Linked DNA regions of Homo sapiens: region 2 is linked to region 1. The links are chromatin loops, found by intact Hi-C in ENCODE. Cell type or tissue: K562. All regions are shown on one strand.

Region 1 (4,000 bases):
TGATAATTTTTAATACTTACTATTTTTTAGTATTTGAGAATATATATTCATTTTTCAAAAGAATATATTATGTGTTTTAAACAAGTTTTATTTCCTACACCAATCACATTAGGTAATATTTCAACTTCAGTGATCTGGGGCAAATAATCAGCTATATGCTGATATTCAATAATATTATTCCTACTATGCACATTAATTCTCTAAACAATGACTAAAAAATGATAGCATCAAAGCCATGCTCATGAAAAATCTACTTTAAATTACAAATTACACTTCTCTCAAATATATCCTTACACACAAGATTGAAGAATTATTCTCATTTTATAACATAAAGTATATATATAAATAAAAGCAAACGTGCAATTTCAATACATTTTAATATACACATCAAAATATAGCACAAATATCTTAATAGCAATAATATAATAGAAATCTGTGGGTAACATATATTGTCTTTATAAAAATATTTTCTTAATTCAATGTAAAAATTCTTTAAGAGAATTAAAGTTTAAGAACAATTTTTTATAGCTGAGAATCATACAGTGCTTTAATTTTGAAACCTCGTCACTTAGCATCACATTTATGTGCTAGGTAATCATAATCTAGAAAGAGCTAAATATCCATATGATTCTTCCAAGTACAAGATTAGCCATTTAAAGTATATATCACTATCTAAATAGATCATATATAACAGACAAAATTTGAAATATACCAAAATGTCACTTTTCCTGTCAATGCTTCCAAAAATGACAGAATTTTTTTTAAATTTAGCAGTATTTAGTACTTACTTAAACAAGACCTTTTGCCAGCTGTGCTTGCACCACCTGAACACAAATTGCCTCCTCGATGAATCAATTCAAGTTCTAAATTGGTTCTGTAAGTAAAACATTATATCTCAGTCATTAAACTGAAGATTCTTTATTAATCTGCTTTATTGACATGTCTGAATCAACCTAAAAAATAAAGTTCTTCAACTTTATTTTTTGCAAAAGCAGTTTTTATGTTGTATCAGTAATAATCATATTTATCTGATATTTAGAAATACAAAGGGAACAATTTATCCATCCTTACTTATATGTTCATATTTACACCTGCAAAAAATTGCACACATCATGGTGTAATTGTTGCAAAGTCCCAACTCTTGGCACATACTAAAAACTAGGCCTTAAGAAAAAAAAAAAAACTGCAACATATTTCATAAACCTGCATATGAATATGAAGAAAGAATTTTTACTCCAACGTCAGCCACTGTGTAGGTGGTTATTGCCATATAAAACACAAAGGCATACCAATTTTTCTATCAGAGAAATGGTTATCATTCATTGGAGGTTAGATGGTATCTGGAAATCAATATTAAGAAACAAAATCACTAATATAGAAATGGCTATGAACAACACATATAATTTAACAGCAGTCTCTCTTACGGACTTCTAAAACTAGTTTCATTAAAATACACTGTGTAACTACTGATATGGCTAACCATCAATACTGTTCATACAGACCTGAAATTGCAAGGTATTTAGCAATTATTAGCTTACAAAATAGCAATATTTAATAAATCAACATTTCAAAAATCAAACTAATGCAGAATCTAAGGATTTACCCAAAAACAGTAACAGTAAAAGAACCAATTAATTATGCCAAAATAAATGACAACTCTGAGAAATAATTTAAATTGTATTTTTCTTCAACAGTATGAATACACTTAGACATACCTTTATTTTCTACAACCAAAACTGACCCTAATATGCATTTGACCCTAATAGTGAGATACTGTCTCCCACTTAAAAAAAAAAAAAAGAAAAAAAAACAGTTTCAAGCTTACTCTTTGCAAGTGAATTCATGAAAGACTATTATCCTATTTTATTTAAAACAAAACATTTTGCACTGATTTGGCTGAATTTTGAACATGGACTTTTTTGGAGATTATATTTCCATGTATTTACTTATAAATGCAAATTGTTAAAGAATATTAATATTCCTAAGTCTGTACATTTGCCACCCATTTCTAAAGGAATGCTTTAATCCTCTCTACTCAGGGTGGGAGAAAAAGCAATTTAACACCGATAACGTTCCAGCTCAGAGCTCCATCTGGTTGCTGCTGATAAGGGCATCTGTGTGACAAGGGAATTTTCCACCCTTCAGGCGATTTGCATTGCTCACTGAACTTCTAAAAACCTACCAGCAAGGAAGCAGGGACAAGGATTTCATACTAGTGGACAGAAAGCGAGCGGAGACCAGCATGTGTTCCTTCATCAAGGGAATATAAATGAGATCAATACATTTTGTTTTCACAAATCTTCTGTTGCCTAATCTGTAGAAAAAAATTAATGGCTATATTCTCTTATAAAAACTAAGATTTCCTAGATAGTACTTTTAAGAGAGCTAACCAGAAACACAAACAATACTTACAAATGAATGTCAAAACCAGAATGTCAACATTTCACCATATTTGCAAAAATATTTATTAAAATATAAATATAAGAACAATTCTGTTTTCTCAATCCCCAAATATAACGGATGACAAACATATTACTAAGAATTTCATTGTAAAGAATTCTCGAAAAAAACTAGTAAAATCTAATTAATTATTCCAGATTATGACTGGAAGATCTCCTATGCAATATTCTTTCTGAATTAAAAATCAAAAACTACCTATCCAAAGGATTAATGTGTAATAATATCTAGGATTTTACATTTCTTAAAAATTTTTTTTGAGAGATGAAGTCTTGCTGTGTTGCCCAGGTTGCACTTGAACTCCTGTGCTCAAGCAATCCTCCTGCCTCAGCCTCCCAAGTATCCAGGAATAGGCGCACACCACTGTATCCAGCAATATCTAGGATTTTAAAAATCAATATGGCTCTAAATACCAACTTTTCTTTGTTTCATATATGTCAAAATTGGTCCTTTGAGACATGCTAAAGAACACACAAATGGGTCATATGTCCCATGTCCGACTGCTGAAAATCACACAGCAATATTATGTTTCTTTCCTCCTCAATGAATGATGCAAAAATAAAGATATGCTGGGAGTGGAAGTTTTCCGAGCTTTTTGCTGTCAAAGAAAAGCAGACTCTTTTCTATATTTTCTAACACAAATACATTCAAATTAGTTTGGAAGAAAAAAAAGAGGCGAAAATCTCTACATTTGAAAGAATGATGAGAAAGACTGTTTAAAGCCTACCCTAGTGGCCACCTAGATGTGCACATTAAAAACCCCTCTAACTATGCTCCAGCTTCTTTTTGCATGACCAAAGTATGCTGTCCTCTCAATCCCCCCATTCAACACTAACTTCTATTTTAGACTATAATTTGAAAAGCAAACGTGTGTACACACACTACACACCCCACATTCTCAAACACACGTTGGTTTGGTGAAAAGGGCAAAGCTTCTGGAAAGAGATCTAGGTTCAAGGCCTGAGTCTACCACTCAGTAGTTGAGCAAGTTACTCAATTTCTCAGGGGGAAAAAAAAAAAAAAACCAGTATCTTCATCCATACCACAGCCTATATTATACAAGAGGCAATTCAACTTTTAACTTCTCCAGGAAGCTTTCCTGGGACAGAAAGAAGGACTTACACATATTTTATATTTCAATTTGCTCATCTTCCCTTTAGAAGTTCTACAGTGCTTTCTCTATATGATATTTTTAAAAACAAATTATATTCTGTTATATAGATTGATGTTATATTAGTTCCATCTCTCCAACTAAACTGTAAATTCATGGAGAACAGGGACTATTTCAAATATAGCTTCTAAATCCCCAGGGTACCTGATAAGATGCTTAAAAAGAAAAAAAATGGGAACTGACAACATCTTTCTTTTGATATGTAACCAATTATAAGATTCTCTTTAGCCCTTGCAGTTTATTTTCTTTCTTTTCCTAACTCTTCCATTCCCTTAAACCCAGTATTGACCCCACCAAGCCCCAAAAAAGGATTGTTTTAGGAAAGAATTTTTTGTTTTTTTAAAAAGATTCATAATTTGGTATTTAGCAAGC
Region 2 (4,000 bases), 71 kb before region 1:
CAATTATCACATCCCCATTTGGATGACTCACAAAAGCCTCACTTTCAACTGGTCAAAATCTGTACATATCACATTCAACTTTATACCTGGATAAAGTTGATTCTAGCTCATGAAATAACACAACCAACCATCAGGCCAGAACATAAGTGGTTTCTGTCACTGCCCTAGTATACATCATACACCATCCTCATCTCTCCTCTGGCTACTGAGTTACCCTCCTGAATGGTTTTCCCAAATGTTCCTGTTCCCCTCCTCTCATTCTCTTGGCCTACGGCCTGCTTTTGTAAATTAAGTCTTACTGGAACACAGCCATGCCCATTCACACACACACATACACATCCATATGCATATGTGTGTGTGTGTGTGTGTGTGTGTGTACGTCTAGGATGCTTCTGTATTATACTGGCAGAGATTAATAGTTGTGACAGAAACCATCTGGCCCTTTATAGAAAAGGTTTGCTGACTGCTGCTCTAAACTGAGGCAATAACCAAAATAGAAAAGGTTTGCTGACCTCTGCTCTAAACTGAGGTAATAACCAAAATAGAGGCCACAAAGCCCAACATCCATAACACTACTCAGGAAGCCATGATCTGATTCCTGCCTATTGTTCCTGCAACAGCTCTTACCACATGCTCTTCTGCTTTCTATGCTTCAACCATACTGTACTTCCTTCAGTTTCCTGAGTGCAACCCTCCTTATTCTTATTTCAGGGTCTATGTGCTGCACTCTTTAGAATGCCCTCCCCCATTCCCTCTTCACTTAGCTCACTTTTTCAGGCAGGTCTTGGCTTAAACATCATTTCTTCCATGTAACCTGTGAACTTCCCAAACTAAACGAGTCTACTGATTCCCATAGACTAACTTGCTGATAACATCCTATTGAACTGTAATCACATAATCAGTGTTGTTTTCCACCAGACTGTAGGCAGACACTGACCCTTTGTCTTGTTCAACGTGGGATCCCTATAACTTACTTTAGTATCTGGCACACCTTAGGCACTCAATATTCTTGGCCGTCCCTCATGTTACTGCATTCTGTCAACTCTCTTCAGATACTGTCCACATCTCTCTGTCCCGACCACAACTCCCCTACTTGAGCCAACTATCATGTTTTATCTGGAGTCTTTCAACAGATGCCTGGCAGGTTTCTCCACTCTAGTGGATTTTTCTCCAGAGTGCAGCCAGGTTGACTTTTCTAATGCAAATCTGATGTCACTCTACTATCTAAAGCCCTAAAATGCCTTCCCATTGCTCTCTAAAAAAGTCTAAAACCCTCAGCATGGCTTACAAAACTCTTTGTAATTTAGATTTTACCTCTCAAAAGCACCTATGCTTACAGTCAAAATGATTCCCTTTCACATCCACAAGTGCTCTCTCAACTCGTCGCAAACAATATTCTCTATGCCTGCCTGAATCACTACTCTCCACACTTGTTTCACCCAGATATCACCTACACAATATTTGGGAATCATCATCTCTCCCCACTGGAAGCCTCCTCATACACCCAAGTCTGGTTTAGAGGGTCCATCTATAGCACCTTCTACTCTACTTCTCTTCTCCTCCAAACACACATACCATTTGTAACACTAATCATACAGAAAGCGAGGTGAGAGAAGGGACTATCTGACTTCTTTTCCACTGTATTTCCAGTATTTATCATAGTGCTTGGTACACAGGAGGAGTGCAATAAATATTTACTAAATAAACGAATTTAAATGCTTCAACATTGCAGCAATTTTGCGTAAGTTCAAAAGAAAACTTTGAAAGAGTTCATTGTCTTACTAAATCTTATTGTGTCTTCCAATCCTACGCCCCTACAAATCCAACATGAACCCCACACTCATTTCAACCAGCTCCCCTAATTCTCTTAACTTATATTGCATCCTTTACATTTTGTATCCGTGTCTCCAAACCCCAGTTAATTTAGCAGTCTAATTTCTATCCTTCAGGTCCTAAGCTGCTAAACTCAGGGGCTCCACAAAGTTACAGAATCTTTCTAACTGGCTCCATTAAACTTAGGTTTTCTAACCCCACTTGGCTGTCAATATAACTTCAGTGGTGCTTCCCCTTATTTCTGGCCTGTTCTCTCTCCTAGCATATGTCTAAGCTTTTGCCACTTATCTCAAGCCCCCAGATATGCTAGGCCTGTTCACTCTCGGTACATGATCCTGCTCCTTTGTCACCAAGAGAAGAGGGAATCAGACACAAATCCTCTTATTTTGCTCTAGACTTTCTTTCCTTTTCTCTTGTATCTTTTCCCCTCAACCTGAAGCTTTTATCTGTGCTCTTGACCCCACTCCTTCTGGTCTGCTCTTGGGCTCTACCTCACTGATTTTGGTACTGTCACATCTTACATTAATTTAACTTGCACAAAGGCAGCTCTACACAAGGTTCCATTGTGTGTTTTCACTGTGTTGCATCAGCTGAAGTCACATTCATTCCACTACTTGTACTGTACACTAAGATGGCAGGTCATAGCTCTTCCATACCTGATATGCCTAATTAATAGGGAGCTTGAAGTGTCATAAATAGAGAAGTGATCATGTTGCTGTTTTGCCCACTCCAGCTCATCCCTGTTGAACTAAGCAGTGCTTGATATCATCTAGCCAGATCATAAGGCAGAGGAAAGAACTATGTGCTGTGAATGGGACTGAGACACAGTCATAAGTCATCTGCTCTCCCACAATCATCAATCATCAGGCATCCTCACCAATGAATTCATCTTCTCTCGGTGATTTGATTCTAGTGGTTAAAACCATGCTTTGTGTCCCCCCCAACCCCAAATATGATCTCAAATATAAGCCATCAACAGCCATTTGAGAGTCAGCAATTAGAATCCTGGAGATAATACAGAGAGTCTTAGACCACATCTCTTCCCATATTGCTGTTTCCTCTAAGCCTTCAGTGCTTTTAGTCAGCATCTTTTTCTAAGTCACAGAAATCAGTAAATATCGGAATACATAAAACAGAGAAAGGTCTGAAGAGAAATGGACTGCTAGCTGATAAATGGCTGGTGAGCTTCAGGATGGAGAGGTAGGGGTGAGGACTGTCAATTCAAACAAGAATGCAAACCACTCAAAATAAACATTCTCATAAAGCACTAAACATTTCTGAAGTCTGGCTGGGAACTTTCAGAAAAGAACAGAGATCACAATTCCTCAGATCTACATACCCATTTCCTTCTCCCCCTACCAAACACACACACTTAGCAAAGAATGTGCATTGATTATGAGACAAGGACTGAAGAAGCAAGAACTCACTCTGCAAATAAAAGAAAAAAAGCAAAGCAAACCCTTTACACTTACTCCACCCTAAAGCAACTACTAATTATGTTGTGCTTTGATCTTTTCAGCCATGTTCACTCACATATATTACTGTCAATATCTTTGGGGGAAAAAAAAACATGTAAGCAGTAAACATTTTAAGGACCTTTCACAAACCAAATGACAGCAGGTTTTTATTAACATATCTTACAATGTTGATTATTCCTAGTTTTGTAATTTCTGCTTAATTATAAAGATCAATTTAGCTTCTACAGTAATGTACTGTATTTAAATGATCATTCATACAAGATATCACACCAGTACATTTTTTTGAATAATATACACACATCACTCTAACTTGGACCTGTTATTTTTAAAAGTGGGTTTATAAATGGGACTTATAAAAGTTATGGGGAAAAATTAAAGTTCTAGTTTAGCAGCATGCATGTATGTATTCAAGTACAATTTTCAACCAAGTGCTTTTTTAAAATTTACTGGTGACTAATTCACCAATATCAAAATAAACACTATCAAACACCCAAATTTTAAAGTTAAGGCTAATATTTTCACTTCACATCCATATGCACAACCATAAAACATTCCATTTTAAATAAGTAGTAATCAAAGTCTGAATACATTATACCATGTATATATAGCATCAGAGTTTCAAACTGTAGAATTATTCAAGTTCATGAATCCTGTAACAGTATTTACTAGAGATGTCAATTAGCATTTTG

What was found. Hi-C counts contacts between places; a loop is a spot of excess contacts. Peaks named below come from ENCODE experiments on the same cell type or tissue, not always from the same donor. Only the 100,000 strongest peaks of a DNase experiment are listed, where the experiment ranks them.
Region 2: a loop joins it to region 1, with 2.5 times the contacts of the local background. A loop is called at or near these places in 1 of 110 quality-filtered maps.

The regions. Positions count from the first base shown.
Region 1 is chr2:170,012,155-170,016,154 of GRCh38, reverse strand. It overlaps UBR3 (ubiquitin protein ligase E3 component n-recognin 3), which reads right to left. Exons shown (of 39, transcript NM_172070.4): 30 at 789-874. Among named protein-coding and RNA genes, the nearest start is that of MYO3B, 160 kb to the left of the region's middle. RefSeq lists an enhancer at 1,500-3,058. In K562, CTCF peaks have their summits at 1,048 and 2,134; a DNase peak (open chromatin) is centred at 2,114.
Region 2 is chr2:170,083,551-170,087,550 of GRCh38, reverse strand. UBR3 (ubiquitin protein ligase E3 component n-recognin 3) reads right to left here. Exons shown (of 39, transcript NM_172070.4): 39 at 3,420-4,000. Among named protein-coding and RNA genes, the nearest start is that of MYO3B, 93 kb to the left of the region's middle. In K562, no CTCF peak of the experiment used is centred here; a DNase peak (open chromatin) is centred at 2,132.